Regions from separate parts of the Homo sapiens genome. Here region 1 is linked to region 2. A link is a loop called in an ENCODE intact Hi-C map of the cell type or tissue named here. Cell type or tissue: endothelial cell of umbilical vein. All regions are shown on one strand. Each heading gives the region's core, and the rest is flanking DNA. Links, peaks and the distances in the headings are about the cores only. Region 1 overlaps AADACL2-AS1 (AADACL2 antisense RNA 1). Region 2 overlaps AADACL2-AS1 (AADACL2 antisense RNA 1).

The links. Peaks named below come from ENCODE experiments on the same cell type or tissue, not always from the same donor. Only the 100,000 strongest peaks of a DNase experiment are listed, where the experiment ranks them.
Region 1: a loop joins it to region 2, with 5 times the contacts of the local background. A loop is called at or near these places in 3 of 110 quality-filtered maps.

What each region holds. Positions count from the first base shown.
Region 1 is chr3:151,906,729-151,912,114 of GRCh38, reverse strand. All of the region lies in intron 1 of AADACL2-AS1 (AADACL2 antisense RNA 1), which reads left to right. Among named protein-coding and RNA genes, the nearest start is that of AADACL2-AS1, 19 kb to the left of the region's middle. In endothelial cell of umbilical vein, for the core only: no CTCF peak of the experiment used is centred there; a DNase peak (open chromatin) is centred at 2,264; H3K27ac peaks cover 1,796 bases.
Region 2 is chr3:151,767,322-151,772,707 of GRCh38, reverse strand. All of the region lies in intron 2 of AADACL2-AS1 (AADACL2 antisense RNA 1), which reads left to right. It also overlaps the pseudogene AADACP1. Among named protein-coding and RNA genes, the nearest start is that of AADACL2, 36 kb to the right of the region's middle. In endothelial cell of umbilical vein, for the core only: no CTCF peak of the experiment used is centred there; DNase peaks (open chromatin) are centred at 1,587, 2,377 and 3,367; H3K27ac peaks cover 3,629 bases.

The DNA.
Region 1 (5,386 bases), core at 68-5,067, 140 kb before region 2:
GATATTTATTCAGAATGAGCCAAACTGTTAGGTTTGAGGGCACAGTCCACATACTGCCATGTATGCACAAGACTTCTGACACAGTTTTAAAGGAGCTAGAGTCCAACTAGAGTCCAACTACAGAGTTAGTGTGAAGAGTCCATACAAGACCACCCTCACTTCTGACACCAAATACAAGTTTGGAGGTTCTCCAAACCACTCTAAGTTTTGAAAAGTTACTAGAAGTTTTCACAAAACTCACTGAAAGCTATGATGTTAATGGTTTATTACAGGGAAAGGGGACAGATAAAAATCAAGCAAAGGAAGAGGTGCATAGGGCAGTGTCTGGAAGAATTCCAAACATCAAGTTTTTGTTTTACTCAACATGCATATTTCATTATCAGTTTTTGATAGCATGCATGGAATACTGCCAACCAGGGAAGCTCACCAGAGCTCTGCTGCCCAGAGTTTTTATTGGGGCTTCATTCTGCAGGCATGCTTGTCAATTGCCTATGTAGTTGATCTCAGTCTCTGGGTTGACTGATACCATGAGCCCAAAGTCCCTATCCTAAATCACATGATTGGTCCTAACGTAGCCAGCTTCTGCTGTAAGACTATGGAAATCAACTTCTATCCTCAAGAAAAACACTCCTATCAGCTACAACAGATTATCTCCCAAAAGCCAGACCTGATTTAGGGCAAGGCCAAATTCTTTACTACACATTAATCCTGCTTGTTTGTTTTTGGACATAGAATATTATTCTGTTTGTATATCTGGGAAATATTGTTCCTTTGTGATTCAGTTCAAGTGACAGCTACATCATGAGGCATTCCCTGTAAAACCTTTCTACCTCTTTCCCATATACAGTTAAATCTCCCTTTTTCTCTGCTCTCTTTAGTGTCTTTTCAATACCTCTGCTATAGCTGGTATAGCACATTTTATAATAACTTTTACTTCTTCCCTCTCTATAATGTGATCCACTAGTAGTCAGGGACTTAACGAGTATTTATCTACTCATCACCAATGTCTGAAACCATTGCTTACACAGAACCAGTGCTCATGAATAGCATGCCAGGCAGAATGGAAACGTGAGATGGCACAAAGAACTCTTGCTGCCACCATGATGTTGGGTGAATATCCAGATTCCTTCTACATGAGAAGCCAACTTTTTTCTCATGATGCATTTCTCATTGTTGTCCTGCATGCAGTGGGTTGATCCAGTGGGCTTCAACTCTTCTGCTTGGAGAATAAGGTCTTTAGAGGAGCATTCATGACATCTCGGTGTTATGATAGTATGTTTCTCACCTTTACTCAAAGTAGAGGATACACTGGAACTACTCTTAAGGAGAGGACAACACCTTCTTTCTCCTCTTCCTTGCTAATGGAGAAGAAAATGGGAACTCTTATTGCCCTCATTTGGACCATTGAGTCATGAGTTTTATGTAAATTTTGGGAGTTTGTGGGTAGGGAGTCAGGGGAGTGGGGTTGCAGAGCTTCTTCTGTGAAGCTTCCTGATTGACAAATGGTTTTTAAGAACTGCTTGATAGCTCCACTCCTCGTCTCTGGGTCTCTGGCTCCACCATATATGCAAGATGAAAACCCAGTTGATATACTTTCAGACATGGGATTCCATTTTACCTATCAAGTATTTTATGCTTATTTGAAACTAAATTCTACAGGCTTTGTAACAGGGCATCTTTAATGTTTTTCTATATAATTGCTGTGATAAATCAACATAAAAGATGGTAGACAAACCCCTTATAGCTTCTCCTGCAACTTAGGAGAAGCAGCCTACAAACAGCCATGGAGGGGCATAAGGCTCTGGTAATTCCATTAAGAGTCAAAGAGGAAATCTAGTAGCAACACTCTTAGTGACATTGGATGCCCTGACTTGAAAACCTATTGTATTTTCTGCCTCCTAGGAGAGTTCCCATGTGATTAATAAACTTGTTAAGTCTCTTTGGCATGGACCTCCTATGGAATGATAGGAACTTTTGATCTCCACCAAGTTTATACTTGGTGGAGATTAATTGATAAAAATATTTCCAGATTGACTAAAAATAAAATAAAATTGCTTTGGTTGGAAAGAAAACAAGTGGAAAATTTCAGGTTGGAATTATCTGGGCATAGAAATTATAAACTGATTCATAACTTGGAGAAAGTTGTCCAGATTTTGTCTCTCTGATTCTAAACACAGGAAAGTCAATGCATACTGATTATAGAGTGTAATGGCTGAGTCATTCCCAGATACGCTGATTTGCTGGATAATATTTTTCTCTGAGAAAATAGTCACATTTTGTGTGAACATTAGCTGCTGTATCCTACAATATGATTGATTCTGGCATGTTTCCTCCCTAGAGGAAATTATTATGCTTCATTCTCAGCACAATGGAGCAGTATTTCTGGCCAAGACCAACTGCTTCCATAACTAATGCCTTGGGCATGATGACACTATATCATATACCATTAATTGGTGATCATTTATTTCACGCTCTGAATAAGGTTCTCCTACTTTTGGGGAAGATGTAGATACAGTTTGCTAGAATGCTTACCTTTCTCGCTCCACTCTGATCCATACCTCCAAATCTGCCTCAAAGGCCCTATTATCAGTCCTTCATTTCCACCTAGAAGGAGGCTAGATTTCAAGTTGCTTAATTCTCAGTTGCTGTTAGTAGAATCTCTGGTGGAAGCACTAGATTATCAATCATGTCTCTGTCCACCCCAACTGTGTGAGGCTCTTTCAGTTATCATCCCAAATAGATTTTACTACTTCACTAAAGAGGGTATCAGTGTCTGAGGATGATACCTGCCTAACAGAGCATTTGCCTTCTCTGGTTTAACCTTGGCCAGCAACAACTCTCATAGCCAGTGAACCTTGTAGTACTGTCCCACCCAATTTAGAACAGTTAGGACATAAATAAGAAGTAAGAGTGTTGTTACTGGTCAACTCTTAAAATGGTCTTTCAAACACATACACCTTAAATTTATTCATGTAGCCCACCTCTTCGATAAAAAGTCTACTTTGTGAATAAGAGGTTGAGCTTTTAGTCAAGGACTAGCAAATGCCAGAGTTTCCATTCTCCAATTATTAAATTTTTAAAAGTATATTACCACTCTTTCAACTTCTGAGCCACCATCAATGTGTGATGTGCAATGGTTATTAAAGTCAGCAGAATTTAAATTGAGATGTTTGATTAAGACAAACATGCTTAATCTCACTAAATATTAGAGTCACCTGGGGAAGCCTTAAAAGGAAAATCGATTACTTGAATTGGAATTTCTGAATTAAAAAAAAAATACCTCACCAGGTTGTTCTAATAGTCAGCTAAGGGGGAGAACACCTGGTTGAGGGTTTAGACTACCTACTCCAAGCTTCCCTGGAGGTGATAGGGTCACTCGTCTCTCTCCCACAGCCACTATGGGCATCTTTGAACACATGGGAGGGAGCTTTGTGCTAACCAAATGCTTACAAGTCAAATGAATGAGGATCCAGGTGTAATCTTTCACTGACAGCATGAAACACCAGCTAAACTTTCAGAGCATCTTTACTTCTCTAAATCTCCTGAAAGGAGGCCAGCAGATAAGGACAACAGTTGCTCTGATGAGAAACTATATCTACTGTAAAGTTAGCAGACGAATAGGCGCAGGCACAACAGAACAGAACCCTACTTCTTAGGGAACATATTCAATTCTGACTCATTGAGATAGTCTGTCACTCTAAGGATTTAGTTTTTTTTTTTTCTCCAAAGTCTTCCCAAATACAATCACATTATCTAAATATTCTAACACTTGTAAATCAGTCACTGGTAGTAAATGGTATCTGGAGAAACCCCAATCCATTGTTTTAGGATAGGAAAAAATTATTCTGAACAAATGAATACTAAATTCTTCATACCTGTTCTGGCCTCCTAATAGCCATTCTTTGAAACTAACAATAACTACTGTCTCTACTAGAAAGCCCAGGGCATACTAACAACAAGGTATATCGGTCGGACTTAGGCCATTTGTTTAGTATATAATAGTCAATATCTATTTTATTTCTAGATTTTTCAGTAGTCATTTGGACTCCAAAAGTCAGTTCTGTGATGATTACAAGGTCTTTCGTATGGTATCATGATTTTTTAACCATACTTTATAAATGATCTAGTGTCTTATAATTGTATTTAATACTATTCTTTTTTCCAACAACCCATCCCAGTCTTAGAGGCTGTTGCATCCCTGTCAGGTAGATCCCTATTTTGTCTCCTTCTAATGCACAATTCTAAGGAGTTATTGAAGTCAAAATTGTCTAAACTCAGCTTTCAGGCTGCTCCCATTTGAAATTACTAGCTGGGACATGTTGGAAATTACACCTTTGGGTAAGTCTTCTGATATCTGCCAGTCTCCACAATCATGTGGATAAGTGTGGTCATATTCAGTTATTAGAAAAACTTCACTGAAAATTCTAATTCAAAGCCTTTTCTGCCTTAAGATTATACCCTCCTTTCTCTTCTGCTCTCAGATTCCTCTAAGGTCAGATTCATGTTGCTGTAGTCCCTGGTCTTTGACGTCATGTAGGTAACAAGTCTCCTTACAGTGGCCTGCATGGGCAACACGTATGAGTTCCTTGGAGGACCTGTAGGAAGTCTCCTTGATGCAGAGTTATCTGGGTCTTGTGTTTTCAAGCAGACGTTTTTGAGCCACTCAGCAGCTCCAACTTGTGCTTCTATGATCATCTTACTTAGGTGATGGGTCTCTGAACTGAGGACTAGTAAAATGGTTCAAGCCTAATTCCCCTTGATCAATGAAAAACTTGCATGTCTTTGCCAGGCTAATAAAAGTTACATTGCTTTTGCTTCTTATATATTTGCTGATATGGAGTAATCTAGCAAGCTTTTAGTCTTCTCAGTCTTCCGGGTAAGAAACAGTTTGAGTCACTACATTTACATATACATTCAAACTTCCAGGAGTGTATGTCTGGTCCCCTAAGAAGTCTCTTATTTTGCTCTATCCTTTAGATTGACATCTTCTTTGCTCATTACGTAGCAGAAAATAAGGGATCATCCTCATTTAATCTTCAAGAACTTCCTTTGAGAAAGAAACTAATTAATTGCCCTATTATTGGTCTGGTATTAAACCCTCCTTCTATTCTATCTGCTGTGGCTAAAGAGATGGATTGTGTGGTAGCTTAGTCTGATCAGGCTGCTACAACAAAATACCTTAGAATAATTTATAAACAACAGAAATGTATTGCTCATAGTTGTGGAGTCTGGGAAGCTCAAAATTAAGATTCGGTGTCCAGTGAAGGCTCATTCTTTATAGATTATGCCAATGGCAGAAGAGGCTAGAGGCTTCCTCCACCTTCTTTTATAAGATTATCAATTTTATCCTAATCACTTCATAAAGGCCCTACTTCTTAATAGTACC
Region 2 (5,386 bases), core at 237-5,236:
AACTAGCTGAACCTCTTTCCTATTAATGCAAATTAAATAAGTACAAAAGAAATAACAAAATTGTCTATTTTCAATACTAAATTGTCCCCACCCTATTCCTGAAGAGGAAGTCAGGAAATAGCAGTTCCCAGAACTCCTTGGTAGAACTCAGAAAAGGAATAAGGCAAAAAAGACAAATAACTTCAGAAATAAAACCAAGGTAAAGAAACTCAAGGTATTATATAAGATAGAAACGAAAAAGCAAACACAAGGAAGTGAAATGTAAAAAGAGACTAAGCACTTTCAAGAGAAATGACATTATTTTAGCGTATAAATATATATATATACACATAATAAATACAAATAATAAAGCAAAACAATGACCCAAAATAAATATTTTTATAAATAATTCCAGAATAACTTTTTAAAAATAAGACTTGAAGCTATATTCCAGTGAAACTGACCCAAGTCCAGTAACAACATACACTGGACCATTTAGCAAGTTTGAACTGAGTGAGTCTACTTACACACAGATTTTTAAAAATTAAACTTGAGGATGAAAAATATAATATATGTGGTATGCAAAACCCGTATATACAGAGGACCAACTCTATATGCTAATAAAATGACTAGAAAATTAAGTAACTAATAGAAAATGAAAATGTGGGGCTGAATGTAGTGGCTGATGCCTCTAGTCCCAGCGTGTTGGAGGCAAAGGTTTGGGGGATTGCTTGAGGCCAGGAGTTTAAAACCAGCCTGGGAAACAGAACAAGACCCCATCTCTACAAAAAATGTTTAAAAAAATAACTAAGCATGGTGGCATGTGCCTATAGCCCTAACTGCTCAGGAGGCCAAGTAGTGGGAGGATCACTTGAGCCCAGGAGTTCCAGGCTGCAAGAAGCTATGATCACCACTGCACTCCATCCTGGGCAACAGAGAGATCAAGAACCCGTCTTTAAAACAAACAAACAAACAAAAAACCACAAAGAGGGCTGGGCGTGGTGGCTCATGCCTGTAATCCCAGCACTTTGGGAGGTCGAGGTGGGCGGGTCACCTGAGGTCGGGGGGTTCGAGACCAGCATGGCCAACATGGCGAAACTCCGTCTCTACTAAAAATAGAAAAATGCACTGGGTGCGGTGGCGCATGCCTGTAATCCCAGCTACTTGGGAGGCTGAGGCAGGAGAATCACTTGAACCCAGGAGACAGAGGTTGCAATGAGCTGAGATTGGACCACTGCACTCCAGCCTGGGCAATAGAGCAAGACTCTGTCTCTAAAAAAAACATAAAAATAGAAAAACAAACAAACAAAAACCTTGAGAATAAGGCATGTATCACACTTATTCAGAGCTGCATTAAATGCCAGTAGAGAATGTTGAAACACCTAAAAAATATATGCAAGGAAACAGAGTGTGAGCCAAGTGTTAAATATCCAGGCTAAGTGTCCTTGAATTATCTTTTTCTTTTGCTACAAGAAGGCAGTTTGCTACAGAGAAGTTTCCAGGAAATCATGAATGGCTTCATATCCAAGTAGTTAGCCTCACTAGAAAAAAACCACAGGTCTCCGAGGGCCAGTGTGGACACTGGGGGCAGCCAGCCAGGGAGCTGCCCTGTCGCCTCAGCGGCTCACTCTCCTTCAACTGAGAATCATGCCGTGTGTTCAATTTCCCTTGACCTTTTACCAGTTGACCTTTTGACAGAATATTTCAGTGAGAATGCATTTTCATGCCTGAATCCAAGATTGTTGTGTAGAATTTTCTATAACTAATCACAGTGCTGCTCAATTCTACCTTTTCTGAAGTTTATACTTCATAAATGCTTCATTCTGTCAGTATTCATGCCATGAAAATCACAGTAAGATTGTTTTTCTCAGCCAGCATATTTTGTTTTCTAATATTTAAAATTAAAATTACTTGAATACTTCCTTCATACTTATTCTGTTAGGGATTTGTGTTAAAGAATGAAGTTTGTTTTTTTTTTTAAGGTTTGAAAATCGTCAAGCAAACTTTAAGAGCAAAATTTCCAAGACAGCAGAAAGTTTTAAAAATAATATAGCTGGTAATTATTTTCTCCTGATTAAACTTAAATATTCACAGAGACAATGAAATTCTGAACTTACCAAATTTGTTACCATTTTCACAGGTGTAGCTATCCACACCAGTCACCAGAGTTCCTCAATATTATCTGAGAGAGGAGTATAAACATAATATGCCCCAAGGACCCCTGCAATCAGAAACAAAATAGTCTTTCTTCCCATGATGTTTCCCTTCTGCTCTTTCTACTTTGGCAACACAGCAAATACTTGTTTGAAACATGCAGTGGCTGAATTTTCATTGTTTTAAGCCCTGCCATAAAGTGTTACATAACTTCCTGAGTACAAATTCCACTGTTCAGTTTTCATTTCATGGGCAGACCCTAAATAAATATACTTAGCAGAAATACAAAGGCGAGCTCTGAGAAACAATCAGCACTTATTTTCTGCAAGTTCTGTCAAATCCAACAGCCTTATTACGTTGCTAGGCAGTTAGTAAACAAACATTTAATGCACAATTACTAAGAGCTGAATACCTTATTTTTAAAAAGGCCATGTGACAGTGCAAGAAACGCAGTGTATGTCTCAAATAACAAACCTTCGAGTAAGGAAGAACAAACAGAATTTTTTCGTTGTTGTTATGTTTTGTTTTGTTTTTTTGAGATGAGAATCTCACTCTGTCGCCCAGGCTGGAGTGCAGTGGCACGATCTCCACTCACTGCTACCTCCGCCTCAAGGGTTCAAGCAATTCTCCTGCCTCAGCCTCTCAAGTAGCTGAGATTACAGGTGCACACCACCACGCCTGGCTAATTTTTGTATTTCTAATAGAGATGGGGTTTCACCATGTTGGCCAGGCTGGTCTCGAACTCCTGACCTCAGGTGATCCATGCGCCTAGGCCTCTAAAACTCCTGGGATTACAGGTGTGAGCCACCGCACCTGGCCCAAACAGAATATTTTAAAACTTACAATCATGGTGGAAGGGGAAACCGGCACAACTTCACATGGTGGAGCAGGAGAGAGAGCAAGTGAAGGGAGAGGTGCTACACACTTTCAGACAACAAGATCTCATGAGAACTCTATCACAAGAACAGCATGGGGTAAGTCTGCCTCATGATACAATCACTTCCCACCAGGACCCTCCTTTAATATGAGATTTCAGTGGGGACACAGAGCCAAACCATATCAACATCTAAACCTAGAAACTGTATAATAAAAATACAATATTACAATCCTTTGAGACCACCATCAATATGTGCAGTCTTTCACTGACCAAAACATTGCTATGGGTGTACGACTGAATGTAGATGCAGATATATGTATGTATAAAACAGGAAACATATTGTGGAAATTGGCTCTTGTGATTGGAGAGGTGTAGTAGTTCCACTATCTGTCATCTTCAAGCTGGAGAACCAGGAAAGCCGATAATGTAATTCAGCCTGAGTCTGAGGCCTGAGAACCAATGCTGTAACTCCCAACCTAAGTCTGAAGTTGTTATTAACCTCTGCATTTCTATCTTTTTAAATTTGAGGATAATTGCTTTATGGCCAAGAATTAAAAAAAAAAAAGTTTAATGTGTACTTTACTTTAAAAGAATGTGTATTATGACATTATTTGGTATGGGTTCAATTTGTGTAAATTAAGTCAGTAGTATTAACTGTGTTATTGAAACTTTTTTTTTTTTACTTAATTTTTGTGTTTTTCTATCGGTTACTGAAAAAATGAGTTAAAATCTTCTACACAGGTTCTCAGCTTTTGAAAATCCCCAAATCTCCTTAGAAGAACTCACAGAGAAATAAAACAAAACCAAAAACCTATGGACAACATAATATGAAGAAAAATATGAGGCAAAAATATAACAACAAACCAACTTCCAAGTATCTATGTTGGAAATAATTTACCAACAACTACAAGGCCTGTGTGGTATAATCTTCCCTATGTGCAGGTGGAAGCAGAGGAAAGCGATGAAGTATTTGACAGAATAAGAATTAACCAACAAATATTCACCTGAAATTGTGGTTACAAATCTGAGAAAACAGTTGAAACTGGCTGGGGTTTGCATAGTCTTATGCTGTGTAAGCTATCTGCAGTGTGACCTGAAGGGGTTGGAACAGGCTGGGCCCTACTGTCCCTCAACACTAATCAACCAAAGGTTCTTCCAGGGAAGAACCCCACACTGAGAAGAAACTAAGAATCTAAATTAAGCAGGAAATGGGGAAAGAAGTGGATTAAATTGTGGGAATAAAATGGAATATTTCATAAGAACAACAGAAGAGGAAGTTATTAATAGAAAATATACAAAATCATGGTTCCTTTCTAAGGAACTAACTTCTAAGCTAATGAATTTCCTGTGAAAATGAGCCTCAGAAATAACTGAGGTTAAATATCATTCAGAGTTATTATAATAGCAAAATAATAAGCAAAATAACCTCTTTATAGACAATTAAAGCCCACAAAGCAGAGGAAAACTATATCCTAATGTTTTAAAATTAGCCAAAGTCATTAACACAATAACCTGCCATGTGAAAGAACATCATAAACCAGAATTATGAAAACTCAGAAATTAGTCAATAACACAATAAATAACCCCCTGAACAAATGAAAGAACAAACAAACAACACCATTTCAAAAATAAAGACTAGACCAAAATGGGCACAAAGGAGAATAAAAATTATATAAAGCTACAAGGAATACAGAAAATGTCATAGGGGAAATACAGCGTGAAAATGAGATAGAAGTTTCAAATAAAAGGAAGTTAACGGCTACATGCTCTATGATTCATTTTTATGAAATCCGGAAAAAGGTAAATTTACAGAAAAAATGGATCAGTAGTTTCTGTGGGGCTGAGGGCAAAAAAAGGGTTTGACTACAAGGGAGAAATAGGAGAAAACGTTTTCAAGCTATGAAGCTTTTCTGTGCCTCAGTTATGGTGAAATTTACATGATGGTATACATTCTTCAAGACACACAGGATTGTATACCAAATATGGTGAACTTTATAGTATATAAACATGTAAGTGAATGCAAAAAGAAATTAGGATCAAAATTAGAATGACTTTTAAAAAAACAGCAAATGATGAAGACAGGGAAAGAACATCCAACATAGATAGAATGATATTTTACATGAAAGAAAAACCAAAGCAAGGGAATGGAACAATTATTAAAAACTATATTTCAAGATATTCCTGAAATCTTAAAAAAATTAAGATTTGAAACTGCGTATTAATGAGGTAAACAACATAACTGGGAAAAAATTTAAAGCATAGTAGCCAATACTGACATATTCTATTAATAGTAAGATTATTAGACTTAAAAAATCCCTTGCACAGGCCAGGCTCAGTGGCTCACACCTGTAATCCCAACACTTTCGGGGGCTGAAG